Linked DNA regions of Homo sapiens: region 1 is linked to region 2. A link is an interaction called in ENCODE POLR2A ChIA-PET data of the cell type or tissue named here. Cell type or tissue: OCI-LY7. All regions are shown on one strand. Links, peaks and the distances in the headings refer to the core of each region. The heading gives the core; the rest is flanking DNA.

Region 1 (10,235 bases), core at 3,704-6,203, 290 kb after region 2:
TCAATGCTTAGTGGTACGTACACACACACACACACACACACACGCAAAGAAAGTCAGACATGAGTCTGAATCTTGTCCTGCCACTCCCTTTACATAACTTAGCTCAAATTACTTCACCTTGCTAGGTTTCAATTTCCTTATATATAAAGTAGGAATAGTAATCATGTTGTAAGAATGAGATAAAAAAGATAAAGCATTTAGGGTAATCCCCGGCACACAGTAGTATTTATTAACTGGAAGCTTCTACAATCAAACACATTTTTAGAAATTATTGCAATTAAACTAACAAATGTCTATATATTTTGTGAGAGATAAGTGGGAAAAGGGCTAGAACTTCCACAAATATTATAAATTGTAAAAAAAGCCAGGATTACTGTATGATCGCAAAGGGAAATGAAGGAAAAAAGTGTGAAAAAAGGTTGACAGCAGGAAAGCTCACATGAAATTTTATAATTTTTACTTACAATAAAAAATAGGTATCCTGATACGTAAGCATAACATATCACATGCCAGAGATATGTGATGCAAACATAGGATATTTAAATATTTGAATTTCTTCAGGGTATTTAAGAATAGCTTCACTGAGAAAGAACTCTTTTAGTTTAACTTAACTGCTGTGAAGTTAAAAATATTCCCTATATTTGAATTAAAAGCTGAGAGCTTTTGTGTTAACTATATATTGAAAACTGACACATAAAATGTGTGTGTGTGTGTATATATATGTGTATATATATATATATAAAAAATATTCAAGCCAAACCTAAGTTGTACTGGTTGGACATATTCCTTGCGAAATCTTTTAAGGTCTGCACTGATTGGCTGCTCGCCTTTCTCTATTGCCAATTTGTCTGCGTCAGTAGGTTCTGGCTCTGGAATTTCAAACCTAAGAAGAAAAGCAAAAGGAGAAAAATCCGTTCATACATAATGAAAATACAAGGAGGAAAACAGCAAGCAACCTTCTTTCCTACCACTTCCACGAAAAGTGGATTACTGTTAAACTTCCCTTGAGGTATGATATACTACAAAAAACTGTCCTTTGGCTATACAAAACTGACGTTTTGTATTCTTACTTTTATAAAAACTAAAGTTTTGTCTTTTAGCACTGATAATACAGAAAAGGTCCAGGGAAAAGAGCCAAGGAAAGAATTCATAAGGAATTTAAAGAACATGACAGAAATTGCTTATCTAACAATGTCTTTAATATTTATATTATTAAAATGAAAGTAGGCTAATAAATTTATTTAAATGAGTACAAATTCAAAGAGAGGGCCAAAACCGAATATTTAACAATATTTAAATAATTTACCTAAGTGGATAAGATAAAGATAAAAAACCTTGCTCAAACATAGGAAATACAGCTAAACTATAAGTCTAACGTGTGCTTTCCTTATTCTGGACATGGAAACAACTAAGTAGATCCTCATAGCACATTACACTGACTCAGTCTGGTAAATTTAGTTTGATAAAACAACATAGTGATAGAGATCTAGAATTATATCTTGATAATACAGTTAATAAGCTTTGGTATAATAATAAGTTTTAGTAAGTTTTAAAACGTAAAACTAAAAATCATTCTGGAGTCCAGATTCTACATTTTAAACTATAAAACATTTAAAATGCCACTATAATACTAGGTAAAACAAATTCAACCCAACACTAATTTTTAAAAGTTAATCATAATAAAGGAATTGCTGATTTTTTAGGTTTAATAATGATATCTGATTATTAAAAATGATCCCGTATTTTCTAGAGATACATAGAAAAATATTTATAGATGAATTATGTTGTCTAGGATCTACTTCAAAATAATCATGGGGTGGGGTGTTTAAATTTGTAGGGAAACAGATGAAACAATGAGTTGATAATTACTGAAGGTGGTTGATGAATAAATGGGTTTATTATATTCTTGTATCTGCTCTTGTATGTGTTTTGAAAGTTTTCATAACAAGTTTGTTTTAAAAGTGGAAAGTATTTGGCAAAGTAGTCTACGGTCCAAAAAAAAAAATAGTGGTAAGTAGAAAAGTCTCTTTTAAGAAAATATCATTTTATTACACAGAACAATATTCATTAAAATATAGTGCTTTCATCCTCTAAATTAGTCTTTCTGATTACCACTTGAAATATTTCTAAGAGCTGAAAAGATCTGTGTTTATAAACAGATTTTAGGGAGTACTCCATTTGAAGAGAATAGTAATACTGCCAATTTAATGCCAAATAAAATATGTTCAATAATTAACTTGAGTATTTATTAGGTACTAGGCACTTTACAAAATACAGTTAATTTTTCACAAAATGTCAATATAACTGAAATACATATTTTTCTTACCGTTCAATCAGTAAGCTCAGCAATTCCTGTGGTTTACAAAATGAACGATATGTGGTAAGAAAAGTACGAACAAAATTGGGATCTGAAAAGGCAGAGCATAAAATAGGTTTCATGTTTAATGTATTCAGTTTAATTAACTCAAAGTACCATATTTGGAGGCCTTCCTCCCTTTTTCTTTTTACTTTGGCTCCTCAGATTGTGGCTTTTCCTAACAATCATGGTACTGGCAGGATACCATGGTATCCCTGCCATACATAGAGAAATACTGACATAGAGAATATACTATGGTATATCCTTAATAAGCGAGGATTGTTTTCAAATTTGAAATTCATGAATATGGCTGGGTGAGGTGGCTCACGCCTATAATCTCAGCACTTTGGGAGGCCGAGGTGGGCGGATCACGAGGTCAGGAGATCGAAACCATCCTGGCTAACACGGTGAAACCCCATCTCTACTAAAAATAAAGAAAAAAAAAATTAGCCGGGCATTGTTGCGGGCGCCTATAGTCCCAGCTACTCGGGAGGCTGAGGCAGGAGAATGGCGTGAACCCAGGAGGTGGAGCTTGCAGTGAGCAGAGATAGCGCCACTGCACTCCAGCCTGGGCAACAGAGCAAGACTCTGTCTCAAAAAAAAAAAATTCATGAATATGCATATTTTATGAATATTTATTCAATAATTAATGAAGTTAACAATATTACATTTTTAGACCTTTAATTCCTTCTCTTATTTATTCCTTTTGTTTTTGCAGTATTTTTATATTTTGGAGGCAATCCATTTTTTCCCCAAGCCTCAAATATTTTTGAGCATCCTTAAAAAGCTTTTGGGTCCCAGGCCCTAGGTCAGCAGTTGTAATGAGTTTCACATACCTGCATACATATGATATGTTAACCTTTCAATTAATTTCACTACAGTTCCTCCTTTAATAATGGGGATGCCACTTCTACTTTGCAAGTTGTCTTCAAAAACAATGTTTTCCTCAGAGTCTTTTACTACAAAACGATATACTTCAGGACTTGGTAATCTCAGTGGTTGCTCATTTTCTTCTTTCAATAATACTGAATCTAACATTCGATCTAGAGTACTACGATAATGAAGAGAAATAAGGGCTGCCATCCAGTTGTTTTTTTCTTCAGCAGACTTAGCAGCAAATATTATGCTGTTCTCATCTTTGGATACTAATTCAAATGCATGCTTGTGCTCACAAGTATCTTCTTTATCACAAATTTGTATTTTCCTCATGACAAATTTTTCTTTTAACCTGTATTCTGCACTACTGTAACCTGGAAGCCGAGTCTGGCCATGATTAGGTTTACAACTGATCATTAAGCCATCAAACAGAAAAATATGCCGTTCATGTTTGGCACCGATTCTTGTCAATGGTCCCTCCATAATGAATTCATTACAACACTGTCCAATATCTTTGCCTTCCCATCCATCGATATTTTTCTGAATTTCATTCATTTTTTTGATAGCCAGGTGTTTGCTTCTTAATTGGTGACTATAAAAAGGGCAAACAGGATCTCTAGAAAAAACAAACAATATAGCTTATTCAACAGCTAGCAACCCAAATGGTTTCAAGCATAAACCATCTCAAATCAAGTGAGTAAAATATTAAATAACCAAACAGTAGCTTTTACGCACAGCATTTAGTTCTAACTTTGCCACTAAATAATACAGCCCTCAATTTCATTATTATGAAAGAGAAGTACTACTGGCTCTATAAGAACTAAAATTACAAAAAATCCTAAATTTCTTTCATAGATTATATTTTTAAACATTTATTAAGTCTATCCTAATAATATAACAATGCTAATCTTTTTTTTTTTTTTTTTTTTTTTTTTTTTTTTTTGGAGCTCTTGTCCCCCAGGCTGGAATGCAATGGCACGATCTTGGCTCACTGCAACCTCCCCCTCCCAGGTTTAAGTGATTCTCCTGCCTCAGCCTCCCGAGTAGCTGGGATTACAGGTGCCTGCCACCACGCCTGGCTAATTTTTGTATTTTTAGTAGAGATGGGGTTTCACCATGTTGGCCAGGCTGGTCTCAAACTCCTGACCTCAGGCGATCTGCCCACCTTGGACTCCCGAAGTGCTGGGATTATAGGCGTGAGCCACCGTGCCCAGCCAACAATGCTAATCTTAAGACTAGGCTGGGTTGGCCAGGTGCAGTGGCTCAGACCTGCAATCTCAACACTCTGGGAGGCCAAAGCAGGCAGATCACCTGAGCCCAGGAGTTCAAGACCAGCCTGGGCAACATAGCAAAACCCTATTTCAACAAAAAATACAAAAATTAGGCAGGTGTGTTGGCATGTGCCACCCAGCTACTCGAGTCCCAGCTACTCCAGAGGGTTGAGGCAGGAGGACTGCTTGAGCCCAGGAGGTTGAGGCTGCTGTGAGCTGAGATCACATCACTGCACTCCAGCCTGGGCAACAGAGTGAGACCCTGTCTCTTAAAAAAAAGAAAAAAAGGCTGGGCGCAGCGGCTCACACCTGTAATCCGAGCACTTTGGGAGGCTGAGGTCAGGAGTTTGAGACCAGTCTGGCCGACGCGGTAAAACCCCGTCTCTACTAAAAATACAAAAATTAGCTGGGCATGGTGGTGGGCTCCTGTAGTTCCAGTTACTTGGGAGGCGAAGGCAGGAGAATCATTGGAACGCAGGAGGCTAAGGCTGCAGGTTGCAGTGAGCTGAGATTACACCACTGCACTCCAGCCTGGGCAAGAGAGACTCCTTCTCAAAAAAAAAAAAAGGAAAGGAAAAGGAAAAAAGAGAGTAAAAGACCAACATAAAAGTATATAAAAGTATGACAAGCACAACTTTCAATAATGTAACTATCACAATAAATCACACTTCTTTGAAAACCAGGCATCAGAGACAGCGAAGTAAGCAGAGGCATTCACGTTTTCAACACTTTGGAATTACCCAGGTCGACGTCTAGGTGAATACTGCTTGTAAATTCGGTCCATGCTACCTTGGAGATTCATGAGAGCAGTAATAGCTTGGTTCAAACATTCTCTGTCTTCTTGTTCTTCACTACATGCTTTCAATTGCTAAGAAAAAACAGAAAGAAAAATCAAAACTGCATTGTTTGATTCTTCCCCCAACTTTCTAGTAATAGAAAAAGCAGCAACAAATATTATCAACTCTAAGTTAATTTTATATATACTTAATAAAAACAGCTATAATTTTATATATACCTACTGCCCTCTCAAACCAACCCTTTTTCTTTCTTTTTTTTTTTTTTTTTTGAAACAGGATCTCACTCACTGTGGCCTTGAGCTCCTGGGTTCTAATGATCCTCCACTCTCAGCCTCTCAAGTAGCTGAGACCACAGGCGAATGCCACCACACCCAGCTAATTTTTAAAATTTCTGTAGAGACAGGGTCTCGCTATGTCTCCCAGGCTGGTCTTGAACACCTGCTCAAGCTATCCTTCTGCCTCTGCCTCCCAAAGTGCTGGGATTACAGGTATGAGCCACCAGTCCTGGCCCAACCTTCTTTCTATAAACATAAACACAATACAGATATAAACTAACATGAGCATAGTAATCAGGAAAAAAAAAAGCAACTGTAAAAACCATTCGGACATTTTATTTTTATTTTTTATTTTTTTGAGACAGGGTCTTACTCACTCCGTCACCAAGGGTGGAATACAGTGGCAGGGCTAACTGCAGCCTCGATCTCCTGGGCATAAGGCTTCCCGAGTAGCTGGGACCACAGTTGCATGCCACCACATCCAGCTAATTTTTTTATTTTTATTTTTTGTAGAGATAGGGTCTCACTAGGCTGGTCCCAAACTCCTGGACTCAAGCTATCCTCCCATCTCTGCCTCCCAAAGTGTTGAAATTACAAGTGTGAGCCACTGTGCCAGGCCACATTTTCCAAACATATTTAAAAAGTTTAAAACACCTAAAGCATGAAGCTTACAACTTACTTTTATTCATTAGCAACTATGAATAGAGAAAATAAGTAACTATAAACTATTTCATATTCTCTAATGATTACTTTGTTTTAGCAATTTCAAGTTTACAAATCTTTGTTATATAACATAATCAAGGGTACTAACTTTTAACACTTCAATCTATCATAAACTTTTCCGTAAACAGCATCTCTCAAAGGATTCCACTGCTATTTTTTACAATATGAAATGTCAAGAAACCATGAAAATTAATTCTATCTCAATCTTTAGAAGATTTAGAAACTGACTTATTAATCTCTAAAACTCTGGTTCTATTTCATTTGCCCCAAAATGTTCTCTTGTATTTCACTCTCAGAAAGAAAGCAAATTTACTTATAATAAATAATTCAGATTGTATTGTATTGTGCTCCAATGTTTTGATTTTTTTTTTTTTTTTTGAGACAGGGTCTCACTCTGTCACCCAAACTGGAATACGGTGAGGTGATCATGGCTCACTGCAGCCTTGCCTCAACCTCCTGGACTCAAGTGATCCTTCCATCTCAGCCTCCCAAGTAGCTAGAACTACAGATGTGTGCCACCATGCTTGGCTAATTTTTTTTTTTAATTTTTCTGTAGAGATGGGGTCTCACTATGCTGCCCAGGCTGCCCTCAAACTGTTTTAATCTTTTGAAAGAAGAGTTCAAAGTGGAACATCATATAGATATTATATATATTATGTATTTATAAATATATATTTATGCAAGGATATGGGGAATTATGATCACTTCAGAAAATTTTTAAAAACTTAAATCTATTTTGTGATCTTTAACTTATTAGAGATTTTGTGATAAATTAAAATTTTCCTTATATTCCAAGAGCAATCTCAAAAGCATTCAGCAATGGTTCCCTTTCCTCAGCAAAGAACTAACTGGCTATTGTTTGACAACTTTGTCCATTACCTTTTATTTATGTCTTAGAAATTAGTCTCTATATGAAGCACAGAGCCATTTGATTTTATTTCAAGACACATGTAGAGGTCTTGTCATCAAGAGATTAGCAACATAAATAATGTAAATGACTATTATTAGAAGTAATACCTTAATCTCTAGACTAAGCAATAGAAAGGATGGAAGCAAAGTCAAAATATCATAGAAAGTTTGAAAAAAGATCTGTGCTTGGTTATTCTGACTTCTACAGGTGAAAGTTACTGGCAAAATCACTTATTTTGCTGCTTTAAAGATTTCTTACAGAAAGTCTTCTCAGCTCCACTCTAAAATATTTCTTTAATAAATATGAATGTTGATGACATCAAACACTTAATTAGAACTGTTTTATTCTTGTTTTTGTTTATCCAAATATCTAAATTATCACCAGTAGTGATATCCTACCAAAAAGGTATGATTTTCATTGTCTACTTGGTCTTAAGGCTGCTCAAACTCTTCCACGTGTCATTTTTAAATAACCATGTAATAATTATAAGCTGTAAAGGAGAACAAAATTGAGGATATTTAGAGTGGGATTTCCTGGTAATGGAAGTATATTAAACAACGGCTCTGTTTGGCATAATAATCTGATAATTTGCTAAATATTTCTTGAATTTTCAGCAGTGAGATTTGATAAACATCATATTAATGAATATCCAACTAATATTCTACAGATACTTAAAAGAATGTGTTCCAAACATCTTACACAGAAATTACTGGGCCAGGCAAGGTGGCTCACACTTGTAATCCCAACATACTGGGAGGCCAAGGCGGGCAGATCACTTGAGCCCAGGAGTTCAAGACCAGCCTGACCACACGGAGAAACCTTGTCTCTACAAAAAATACAAAAATTAGCCGGGCGTGGTGATGTGCACATGTAGTCCCAGCTATTTGGGAGGCTGAGGTGAGAGGATGACCTAAGCATGGGAGGTAGAGAATACAGTGAGCTGAGATTGTGCCATTACACTCCAGTCTGGGTGACAGAGTGAGACTCTGTCCCCCGCAAAAAAATGAAAATAAAAATAAAAAATACAAAAAAAAATTAGCTGGACGTGGTGGTGCATGCCTGTAATCCCAGCTACTCAGGAGGCTGAGGCATGAGAATCACTTGAACCTAGGAGGTGGAGATTGCAGTAAGCCAAGATAGCACCACTGCACTCCAGCCTGGGTGATAAGGCGAGATTCTGTCTCCAAAAAAAAAAAAGAAAGAAAAAGAAAAGAAAAATTACTGTACTGAACTATGTGCAAACAAGTAATGTACTTTCATGCCCCCATTCGCTTTCTACACAACAGTCTCTGACCTCCTTATCCACCCGGTGAATTTAGCCACTAGGATACAGTTGAAATGCTTCCTCTTGAAGATGCCTTCTGATTATGCCTTTTCCCTCTTAAATTTTTTCTTTTGAAATATCAAATTTATAGAAAAGTTGTAAAAGTAACACAAATAACTCCTGTAATACTCTGAATCACCAATTTTTAACATTTTGTCACATGCTTCATCATTCTGTGTGCCAGTGTGTGCAGATCGTTTTTTTAGTAGTTGTGATACTATCCACTCAGTTCCTTCCAGAGGAAGGGGGACTACGGCTGAATGGTTTTGCAGTAGTTTTTGGAATATAAGGAAAAGTCAAATGTATCACAAATTACTCTCAAATAGTATCATTCTCCTTTACTCCTTTAATATTTCTCATAGCTCATCTTACAACAAGGATTTTCTTTTACAGAATCACAGTATAGTGATCAACTTCAGGAAATTTAACACCGAGTAATCTACTGCATAATCTAATCTATAGTGTATATTCCAATTTTGCCAACTGTTTTAATAACATCCTTTAAGGTAATATTTTCCCCCAAAACAGGAACTGGTCAGTGAAGCACTAAATTGTCATGTTTCTATTGTCTCTTTTATTCTGGAGAGTTCCTAAGCATTTGTCTTTCATGACTCCCGCAAATAAATAAGGACACACACACCCGCGCACACACTGTTCTCTCTCTCAGTAGGACGAATACCCAAAACCATTATGTATTTTTTTTTACTCCACTGAACAAAGGAAAAATCAATAGGAATTTTTTTCTGCCTTCCCTAAGCAGAGCTAGTAACTCCTGCTTCATTGATCTCATAGTACTACCTCTATTAGGCTCTTATAATATTGTAATTATTTGTTTGACATCTATTTTCTTCACTAAATTGTAAACATCTTAATGCCTAGGGACACGTTTTATTCCTTTTCAGTTTACCTGCATGTGGTAGGTATCCACTAGGTGGTTGTCAGAAGTAACTGGAATAAATGACTACTGTATGATTTTGTTAAGTATTTAGACCAATAATGAATGTTTTTTGAGCTCTGCTCTGTGCACGCTCTTTTATGCATTAGCTTATTTAATTTTTATTACAACTCTGTAACACGAGGTACTATAATCATATGTTACAGATGAAGGAAATGAGGCACAGAGAAATTAAGTAATTTGCCCAATATAAATAGGAGAGTTTATATCCAAACCCAGGAGCTCTGACCCCAAAGTCTCTGCTTTTTTGCTACACTAATACCCCGTGGCTCTACCATGACACCAGACACAGCTACGCAAAACACTGGTCTGTGTCTAAATCTGATGACCACTGAGTTGAAAGGGATTCTTTCTATGTTGAAAACAAACTGGATAACTACTGAGTTTAAGAAATAAAATGAAATGAGTGTACTCTGGAAAAGAGGTCAAAGAGAAAAGATACCCTTGCTACATATGCTTAAAATTAAAAATAAAAGTGATTGTTTATTAATGGGTAATATCTTTTCTTTTTCTTTGAGATAAAGTCTCACTTTGTCAACTAGGCTGGAATGCAGTGGCACGATCTCGGCTCACTGCATCCTCGATGTCCCGGGTTCAAGCGATCCTCCTGCCTTAACCCCCCAACCCCTGAGTAGCTTGGACTACAGGCATTGCCACCACATCCAGCTAATTTTTGAATTTTTTGTAGAGATGGGGTTTGGCCATGTTGCCCAGGCTGGTCTCAAATTCCTGAGCTCCAGCAATCCAC
Region 2 (10,235 bases), core at 3,202-5,701:
AGCATACTCTGTACTCTAACTAATAGAGGGAGGTTCCCAGAAGAAAATCCTGGATAAGCAGAACTCAGAGCAGGAACCAAAAGAGCTCCAGGTATCTACAGGGCACCCCAATGGGATGAACCATCCTCAGTATCCTCTAAGAAGAGTCTGATTTTCTAGTTTGAGTTCTGTATTCTTCTACAATCTGTATTTATATGCATACCTATTTTTATTTTTGTTATTTATTTATTTTTTGAGACGAAGTTTCGCTCCGCTTGCCCAAGCCAGAGTGCAATGGTGTGATCTCAGCTCATTGCAACCTCCGCCTCCTGGGTTCAAGTGATTCTCCTGCCTCAGCCTCCAGAGCAGCTGGGATTACAGGCACGTGCCACCATGCCCAGCTAATTTTTTGTATTTTTAGTAGAAACGGGGTTTCACCATGTTAGCCAGGCTGGTCTCGAACTCCTGATCTTAGGTGATCCACCCGCCTCAGCCTCCCAAAGTGCTGGGCTTACAGGCATGAGCCACCACGCCCGGCCATGCATACCTATTTTTATTATAATTATGTTGTAAATAAAACATCTGTGTCTTGCTTTTCTTTCCCACATGTTACTATGTTTTTGGTGGCAGTATAATCTTTTATTATTATTATTATTTGAGACAGAGTCTTGCTCTGTCTCCCAGGGTGGAGTGCAGTAGCGCGTCTCAGCTCACTGCAACCACCACCTTCCCAGTTCAAATGATTCTCCTGCTTTAGCCTCCTGAGTAGCTGGGACTACAGGCAGGCTTCACCACACCCAGCTAATTTTTGTATTTTTAGTAGAGATGGGGGTTTCACCATGTTGGCCAGGCTGGTCTCGAACTCCTGGCCTCAGGTGATCTGCCCGCCTCCCAAAGTGCCGGGATTACAGGTGTGAGCCACTGCTCCCGGCCAGGTGGCCCTATAATCTTTTGATTTGGTGCATCATAATTTATGACTATTTAAATTGAACCACTATCAGTCACACTAATCACTTTACTATTCTATATATTTCACCTTTATTGTTTTATGAATTAGTGATCGGCATAGTATCCAGTGCTAAGTCAGTTATGCACAACCTCGAATCAGCCGTTTGCTTTTTTTTTTTTTTTTTTTTTTTTTGAGACGGAGTCTCGCTCTGTCGCCAAAGCTGTAGTGCAGTGACGCGATCCCAGCTCACTGCAAGCTTCGGCTCCCGGGTTCACGCCATTCTCCTGCCTCAGCCTCTCGAGTAGCTAGCTGGGACTACAGGAGCCCGCCACCACGCCCAGCTTTTTTGTTTGTTTTTTCAGTAGAGACGGGGTTTCACCGTGTTAGCCAGGATGGTCTCGATCTCCTGACCTCGTGTTCCGCCCGCCTCGGCCTCCCAAAGTGCTGGGATTACAGGCGTGAGCCACCGCGCCCGGCCAGCCGTTTGCTTTTTTAACAGTGCAAAAAACAAGGCCGTGTCTGGCTATATGGGGCTTTGCTTGTTCAAAATGTAACCTCTATACGGCCGCGCGCAGTGGCTCACGCCTGTAATCCTAGCACTTTGTAAGGCCCCGGCAGGCGGATCACTTGAGGGCAGGAGTTCGAGGCCAGCCTGGCCAACATGGTGAAACCCCATCTCTACTAAAAATACAAAAATTAGCCTGGCCTGGTGGCGCGCGCCTGTAGTCCCAGTTATTCAGGAGGCTAAGGCAGGAGAATCGCTTGAACCCGGGAAGAGGAGGTTGCAGTAAGCCGAGACGTGCAACTGCATTCCAGTCTGGGCAAGACTCCGTCTCAAAAAAAAAAAAAAAAAAAGTAACCTGTATGAAAGTTAATTTTGTGGCACTGAACATTGGAGTAGATAATAACCTCATCTGAAATGGGATGTCTCAATCTGTCTACAAAAAACTCCATGCCATAGAGCTCAAAAGTTTGTAAATTAGTCCTTTGGAGACGTTAAAGAGCATGGAGTCATACGAAAAGGCTTTCTGCCCTGGTAAGGGAAGAAAGCTTGTGGGCAGGTTGAGTCTGGTCCTTGAGTTCTCAGCTCTCACCAGGGAAGGGGTACCAGACAAAGCTGAGGCTGAACTTGAGCCGCACAGGCCCTGATTGCTGGGCCGTGAGAGAACACCCGAGGAGGGGGCCCAACGCACCTGAAGAAAAGACGACGTGGAGGTCATAAACGACCAAGAGAAAGGGGCGCACCGCGGACACTATCGCCAGCCGGACCCCAGATCAAGAGAAATAGAAGAGGAGCCGGGGTCTCCAAACACTACAGGCTGGGGTCCCAGGGCAAGGGACTGGGCCGCCGGCGGAAGCGTCGGGGAGAGGCGGGACTGTCGGCGGGGTGTGGGAGAGGCGGGGCGTGGGAGAGGCGGGGCGTGGGAGAGGCGGGGCCACCAGCAAGTGGGCGGGCGGGAGGCGGGGCCGCAGTTGGGGTGTGGAAGAGGTGGGGCAGCCAGCAACTGGGAGGGGAGGGAGGCGGGGCCGCCGGCGGGGCGCGGTGAAGAGGCAGGCTGCCAGAGTGCCTGGCCGACAAATTACCCAGCGTGAGCTCGGTCACCTGGGTGTGGCGGTTCAACCCTGAGCTACGTCCTCCCACGGCGCCCGGAGTTTCCCCACCCTTGACACAATGCCTATTCGCAGCTCGCTGCAGCGGAGTCATCTACTGCTGCTGGCAGGATTTTCATTGCGACGGGTTGTTATGTGCATTTCAGGACATACCCCGTGGGTTGTCCCTGATTCAGTTACATTTAATAAACGAGCGGTGGATTAACCGGAATTACAGTTTGACAGAAAACACGTTTTCTTCTCGACAACACCCTGCGTGTAGGAAGAGCCTTTAATATGGTTGATACACAATATTTAATCGATCCAGAAACACATTTCTTGTGACAGGCTTTTAAATATCAGAATAAATCCTAAGAGTGAACAGTTGAAGTTACTTATCCAATGTTACACTGCTAGGCCTATAAATAAACTTGCGGGGTCTATTTTCTCCCATTTGAATATGCTTTGATTTCCATATGACAGTTCTGCCGAAATGTTTTGACATTTTAGATCTTAGTAGAACTCCATTACAACACGACTATTTATTACGTTGATTCTGATCTGACGTGTAATAAATCATGTCCCCAAACCAAAACTCCATACATTAATATCCTGATATTTAACACACTTTATCCAACTATTGATTCTATCTGTTCACACCAATGTGGTAAAAGCTTTATGTTGTATTTAATTTATTCATTTTGAAAATATTTAAAATGCTTCATTTTCATTAGCTAACTTTGAAGAGTGCTTCTTTTGTTTGGGGACTCTGTAGATTTAGGCTAATGTCACCATTCAGAATAATTGGCAAATTGATTTGCCTTTCTTTGACTTTCTATTCTCCAAGCTGATTATACGCTGAGGTTAACACATTTGAACTGGCCGGCCGGTTGGGTGGCTCACGCTTGTAATGCCAGCACTTTGGGAGGCGGAGGTGGGTGGATCACCTGAGGTGAGGAGTTCGAGACCAGCCTGGCCAACATGGTGAAACCCTGTCTCTACTAAAAATACAAAAAATTAACCGGGCGTGGTGGCGGGCGCCTGTAATCGCAGCTACCCGGGAGACAGAGGTTGCAGTGAGCCGCGGTCGCGCCATTGCACTCCAGCCTGGGCAATAAGAGCGAAACTCTGTCTCAAAAACAAATATATATGTGTGTGTATATATATATATATATATATATATATATATATATGTGTGTGTGTGTGTGTGTGTGTATATATATATACATATATATTTGAACGTGCCTAGATTGTGGTAGGAAAACAAATACTTTAAATTGCATACAGCTTTCACTGACTAAGGTAAGAGGATCAGGATAACATTATTTGCCTAAACCATTCATTTACTCATTCAACAAATAAGTATTGAGATCTGCTATGTGCTAGGTGTCCCAGTGTGTCAACTATTAGTTAATATGGGGGAAAAATAATAGTTTTGAGAATAAAAGTGTAAAAAATGAAACAATTTGCTTGACATGATGCAAACAGTTTAATCATATATAGGTTTATGTCTATTCATCTTGGACCTGGAAGAGAGGACATAATTTCTGAGTAGAAGAATGACTGGGTTAATGTCTAATTTTGCATGTCCTCTGGCCCCAGCCATGATTAGTATAAAAATCCTAGGGTTTCCCTAGGTCTAGGGGAAGATATTACTCTCCTCACCACCTCCACATAGAGTAATATCTTCCCCTAGACCTCCTCCCCTTATGAACAAATGGAGGAACATTGAGGCTGTAAATGGCCTTTTGAGGTTCATATGACAGTCTACTTTCACTTCTTTTATTTTAGAGGGGGAAATTTTAAGCTTTCATGGGTGTGGTTTAGACAGTTTTTAAATATTACTTTGTTGAGAGTTTATGATGTGGTGGTTGAACAAATAGCACCATAGGTACTTGCTAGGGGATACATTACACATACAGTATGTCATCACAATTCACATTGTTAATAATTAAAAATATATTCTGTTACACTATGGTTTATGTGTATGATTTTTTTTTTCCTGAGATGGAGTCTCACTCTGTTGCCCAGGCTGGAGTGCCGTGGCACGATCTCGGCTCACTGCAATCTCTGCCTCCTGGGTTCAAGCGATTCTCCTGCCTCAGCCTCCCGAGTAGCTGGGATTACAGACGTGCACCACTACGCCTGGCTAATTTTTTTTTTTTTTTTTGTCAGTAGAGACGGGGTTTCGCTATGTTGGCCAGGCTGGTCTCAAACTCCTAACCTGAAGTGAACCGCCTGCCTCGGCCTCCCAAAGTGCTGGGATTACAGGCGTGAGGCACCGTGACCAGGCAGTTTATGTGTATGATACATTTCTTTTTTGAGATAGAGTTTCACTCTTTTTGCCCAGGCTGGAGTGCAGTGGTGTGATCTTGGCTCAACTCAACCTCCACCTCCTGGGTTCAAGTGATTCTTCTGCCTCAGCCTCCTAAGTAGGTGGGATTACAGGCATGTACCACCACACCCAGCTAATTTTTTTTTTTTTTTTTGTATTTTTAGTAGAGACAGGGTTTCTCCATGTTGGTCAGGCTAGTCTCGAACTCCCAACCTCAGGTGATCCATCCGCCTAGGCCTTTCAAAGTGCTGGGATTACACGTGTGAGCCACCGCGCCCGGCCTATATGTATATTTTATGACCAAAGGAATTCACACTTTTCTCAGTGTTTGCTTTTAGGGCTAATGAACTGGAAAAGCAGTCCAATTTATACAGAGAATACTGAAGGCACAAGCTGCCTGTGTCTGTTCAGCTGAAACCCCTTGCTGACAAGGTTCTAATTCATTTTGTGACACAGCTCATTTTCCAAGGGGGAGTATAGCCTAGGGTGTGGCAAGAAACAAATAAAGGCAAAACCACTACACATTAGTTAGAATATTGTTAAAAGAGACAGTCTATAGTCACTGTGATGTATGGATAAACAATATTGCATATTACAAGAGTATTTGTATAATCAAAACCATTATATACAAATGCTATTATGATTTATCATTATAAAAACAAATATTAATGTTCTTGTACATTATAATAATAATATAAACTAGAAGAGTGATTTATCCCCTTTTGAGCATAAGATTTATTAAAATAGTAGGTCCCTTTGTGCATTCATTCATTCATTCATTAACTCTACATCATTAGTCATTGGGGAAATGCAATCAAAACCACAAGAGATACAATTTCTTACCTACTAGGATCACGAAAATAACAACAGCAAAACAGAAAATAACAAGTGTTGAACTGGGCAGGTGGTGCATGTCTGTAGTCCCAGCTACTCAGGAGGCTGAGATGGGAGGATCTGTTGAGCCGAGGAGTTCCAGGCCGGCCTGGGCAACATAGCAAGACCTCATCTGAAAACAATGAAACAAACAAAAACAACAAAGAAAAGAATAACAAGTGTTGGCAAGGATGTGGAGAAATTAGAACTCTCATACATTGCCAGCGGGAATGTAAAATAGTGCAGCTGCTGTGAAAAACAGTTTGACAGTTCCTCAAAAATGTAAACATACAATCACCATATGATTGAGTGATTCCACTCCTAGGTACAGACCCCACAAAGAACCAAAAGCAGGTACTCAAAGAGATACTCGCATTAATGTTTGTCACAGCACTATTCACAATAGTCAAAAGGTGGAAACAACTCAACTGTCCATCAACAGATGAATAAGTAAACAAAATGTGATGCATATTCATATTCAGCCATAAAAAGGAATAAGGTTCTGACGCATGCTACAACATAAATGAGCCTTGAAAACATGTAAAGTGAAATAAGCCAGACACTGAAGGACAAATAAATCCATTTGTGTGAAATCTGTAGAATAGGCAAATATGTAGAGATAGAAAGTAGACAGAGGTTGGGAATTAGGGTAGGGAATTAGGAATTTTTATCTTATCTTACTTTTCATTTTTTTGAGACAGGGTCCTACTCTGTCACCCAGGCTGGAGGGAAGTGGCTCACTGCAGCATTGAACTCCCCTGGCTCAGGTGATCCTCCCACCTCCAGCCTCCAAGGTAGCTGGGGCTACAGGTGTGCACCACCACACCTGGCTACTTTTTGCATTTTTTTTTTATAGAGATGGTGTTTCACCATGTTTCCCAGGCTGGAGTTATTACTTAATGGGTATAGAATTTCTGTTTGAGGTGTTGAAAAAGTTTTGGAAATAGTAGTGATGGATGTACAATATTGTGAGCGTAATTGATGCTCCTGAATTATACACTTGAAATGGTTGGCCGGGCGAGGTGGCTCACGCCTGTAATGCCAGCACTTTGGGAGGCCGAAGCGGGCGGATCACAAGGTCAGAAGATAGAGACCATCCTGGCTAACATGGTGAAACAACCCTGTCTCTACTAAAAATACAAAAAATTAGCCAGGCCTGGTGGTGGGTACCTGTAGTCCCAGTTACTTGGGAGGCTGAGGCAGGAGAATGGCATGAACCCGGGAGGCGGAGCTTGCAGAGAGCTGAGATCATGCCAATGCACTCCAGCCTGGGCGACAGAGCAAGACTCCGTCTCAAAAAAAAAAAAGAAAAAAGAAAAAAAGAAAAGAAAAGAAAGAAAAACAAAAAAGAAAAAAGAAATTGGTTAAAATGGCAAATTTTATGTTACATACATTTTAACAGTTGGGCATATCTGTGTGGGTTCATTTCTGGGTTCTCTGTTGTGTGTCACTGATCTGCTTATCCCTCCATCAAGATGACAAAGTCTTGATTACTAGCTATGTGATAAATATTAAAATTGGGTAGACTGATTCGTCCCACTTTTCTTTTTGAAAATTGTTTTAGCTATTTTAGTTCCTTTGCATTTCCATATAAATTTTAGAATAATCTTGTCTATATCTACAAAATAAATCTTGCTAGGATTCTGATAGGAATTGCACTAAACCTGGAGGAAATTGACATTTTTTTACCATGCTGAATCTTCCAATCCATGAACATAATGTATCTTCCCATATGTTTGGATATTATTTTATTTCTTTTGTGTTTTGTAGTTTTTGATATATACATTCTGTATATTTCAATTTTTTGAGTGAATACAAATATTGTATTTAAAATTTTAGTGTCCATGTGTTTATTGCCAGTATATAAAATACAGTTGATTATTATTATTATTATTTGTTTTTTTGAGACGTAGTCTCACTCTGTCCCCCAGGCTGGAGTGCAGTGGTACAATATCGGCTCACTGCAACCTCGGCCTCCCAGGTTCAAGTGATTCTCCTGCCTCAGCCTCCTGAGTAGCTGGGATTACAGGTGCCTGCCACCAGACCCGGCTAATTTTTTGTATTTTTAGTAGAGACAGGGTTTCACTATGTTGGCCAGGCTGGTCTCGAATGCCTGACCTCATGATCCACCCACCTCGGCCTCTCAAAGTGCTGGGATATAGGCGTGAGTCACCATGCCTGGCTGAAATACAGTTAATTATTGTGGGAGGTTTGTGTTTTCAGATTTCTTGGGATTTTATATGTAGGAAATAACGTCTTCTATAAGTAGCAAAAGTTTTATTTTTTCCTTCCCAATCTATATGCCTTTTATTAATATTTCACTTTCTAGCCCTAATGCATGGCTAGAACTTTGAGCACCATGTTGAACGAGACCAGTGAGGTTGAACATCTTCCCTTGTTCTGATCTTAGTGAGAGAGCATTCAGTTTTTTACCATTAAGTATGTTAGCTGTAGGGATATTCTTTTCTTTTCTTTCCTCTTTTCTTTTCTTTCTTTCTTTCTTTGGAGGTTAAAAAAAATCAAATTGGGAAAGTTCTTCTCTATTCCTGTTTTTCATAAAATTTTATACCATGAGTAGGTGCTAAATTTTGTCAAATATTTTTTCTGCCTTCATAGAAATGATCAAGTGATTTTCTTTCTTTCTTTCTCTCTCTTTCTTTCTGTCTTTCTCTCTCTCTCTTTTTTTTTTTTTTTTTTTTTTTGACAGAGTCTCACTCTGTCGCCCAGGCTGGAGCACAGTAGTGGCATGATCTCGGCTCACTGCAACCTCTGCCTCCCAGGTTCAAGCACTTCTACTGCCTTAGCCTCTGGAGTAGCTGGGACTACAGGCACGTGTCACCAAGCCCAGCTAATTTTTGTGTTTTTAGTAGAGACAGGGTTTTGCAGTGTTGGCCAGGCTGGTCTCGAACTCCTGACCTCAAGTCATCCGCCCACCTCAGCCTCCCAAAGTGCTGGGATTATAGGCAAATTTTCTTCTTTATCCCATTGATTGATTGGATTACATGATTTCCAAATATTCAAACATTCTTGCATCCCTGAAATAAACTCCATTTCATGGTGGTATATGATTATATTTATACACTGCTAAATTTTATTTGCTAATATTTTGTTAAGATTTTTGTATCTGTATGAATTATTAATATAGATGGCTCACACTTGTAATCCCAGCACTTTGGGAGGTCATTTGAGGTCAGGAGTTCGAAACCAGCCTGGCCAACATAGTGAAACCCCATCTCTACTAAAAATACAAAAATTAGCTGGGAGTGGTGGGGGGTGCCTATAATCCCAGCTACTTGGGAGGCTGAGGCAAGAGAACTGCTTGAACCCAGGAGGCGGAGGTTGCAGGGAGCAGAGATTGTGCCACTGCATTTCAGCCTGGGTGACAGAGCAAGACTCCATCTCAATAAATAAATTAATAATAATAATAATAAAATACAAATACAAAAATTAACCAGGCATGGTGGCACACGCCTGTAGTCCCAGTTCCTCGGGAGGCTAAGGTAGGAGAATTGCTTGAACCTGGGAGGTGGAGGTTGCAGTGAGCAGGATCGCAACAGAGGGAGACTCTGTCTCAAAAAAACAAGAAAAAAGAAATACAGGTCCAGCTGGGCAGGGTGGCTCAAGCCTGTAATCCCAGCACTTTGGGAAGCCGAGGCAGGCAGATCATGAGGGTCAGGAGTTTGAGACCAGCCTGGCCAACATAGCGAAACCCCATCTCTACTAAAAATACAAAAATTAGCTAAGCGTGGTGACGCACGCCTGTAGTACCAGCTACTCGGGAGGCTGAGGCAGGAGAATCGCTTGAACCCGGGAGGCGGAGCTTGTAGTGAGCTGAGATCCCACCACTGCACTCCATTCTGTGCAACAGAGTGAGACTCTGTCTCAAAAAAAAACAAAAAGAAAAGAAAAGAAATATAGGTCTGTAGTTTTATATTCTTTGTGTGTGTGTGCACTTATTTGTACTGAATTATCTGGTTTTAGTATCAACTTCACAAAATAACTGAGAAGTATTCCCTCCTCTTATATATCCTGAAACTATTAAAATGTTGGGTAGCAATCTCCTGGAACATAAAGGTGCATCCTATAACCATCTGGGTCATGAGATTTCTTTTTTGGCAGTTTTAAAATTATAAATTCAATTTCCTTAATGATTACAGGCTACTAGGTTGGGCGCAGTGGCTCACACCTGTAATGCCTGTAATCCCAGCAATTTGGGAGGCGGAGGCAGGAGGATCACATGATGTCAAGAATTTGAGACCAGCCTGGCTAATATGACAAAACCCCGTCTCTACTAAAAATACAAAAATTAGCCGGGTGTGGTGACAGGTGACTGTAATCCCAGCTATTTGGGAGGGTGAGGCACGAGAATCGCTTAAACTCAGGAGGCGAAGGTTGCAGTGAGCCGAGATTGCGTCACTGCACTCCAGCCTGGGTGACAGAGTGAGACTGTGTCTGAAAAAAAGAAAAAAATTAATAATAATAATAGGCTGCTAAAATTATCTATTTTAT

Evidence for each region. ChIA-PET counts read pairs that join two places held together with the same protein. Peaks named below come from ENCODE experiments on the same cell type or tissue, not always from the same donor. Only the 100,000 strongest peaks of a DNase experiment are listed, where the experiment ranks them.
Region 1: POLR2A ChIA-PET joins it to region 2 with 6 read pairs; 3 of 35 experiments call an interaction of 5 or more read pairs at or near these places.

What each region holds. Positions count from the first base shown.
Region 1 is chr14:50,156,239-50,166,473 of GRCh38, forward strand. It overlaps SOS2 (SOS Ras/Rho guanine nucleotide exchange factor 2), which reads right to left. Exons shown (of 23, transcript NM_006939.4): 9 at 5,244-5,371; 10 at 3,193-3,848; 11 at 2,327-2,408; 12 at 761-883. Among named protein-coding and RNA genes, the nearest start is that of VCPKMT, 45 kb to the left of the region's middle. In OCI-LY7, for the core only: no CTCF peak of the experiment used is centred there; no DNase peak of the experiment used is centred there.
Region 2 is chr14:49,865,865-49,876,099 of GRCh38, forward strand. It overlaps LOC105378179 (a long non-coding RNA gene), which reads right to left and starts at 2,306. Exons shown (of 3, transcript XR_943839.3): 1 at 2,122-2,306. RefSeq lists a silencer at 2,331-2,520. In OCI-LY7, for the core only: no CTCF peak of the experiment used is centred there; a DNase peak (open chromatin) is centred at 4,267; H3K4me3 peaks cover 288 bases; H3K27ac peaks cover 968 bases.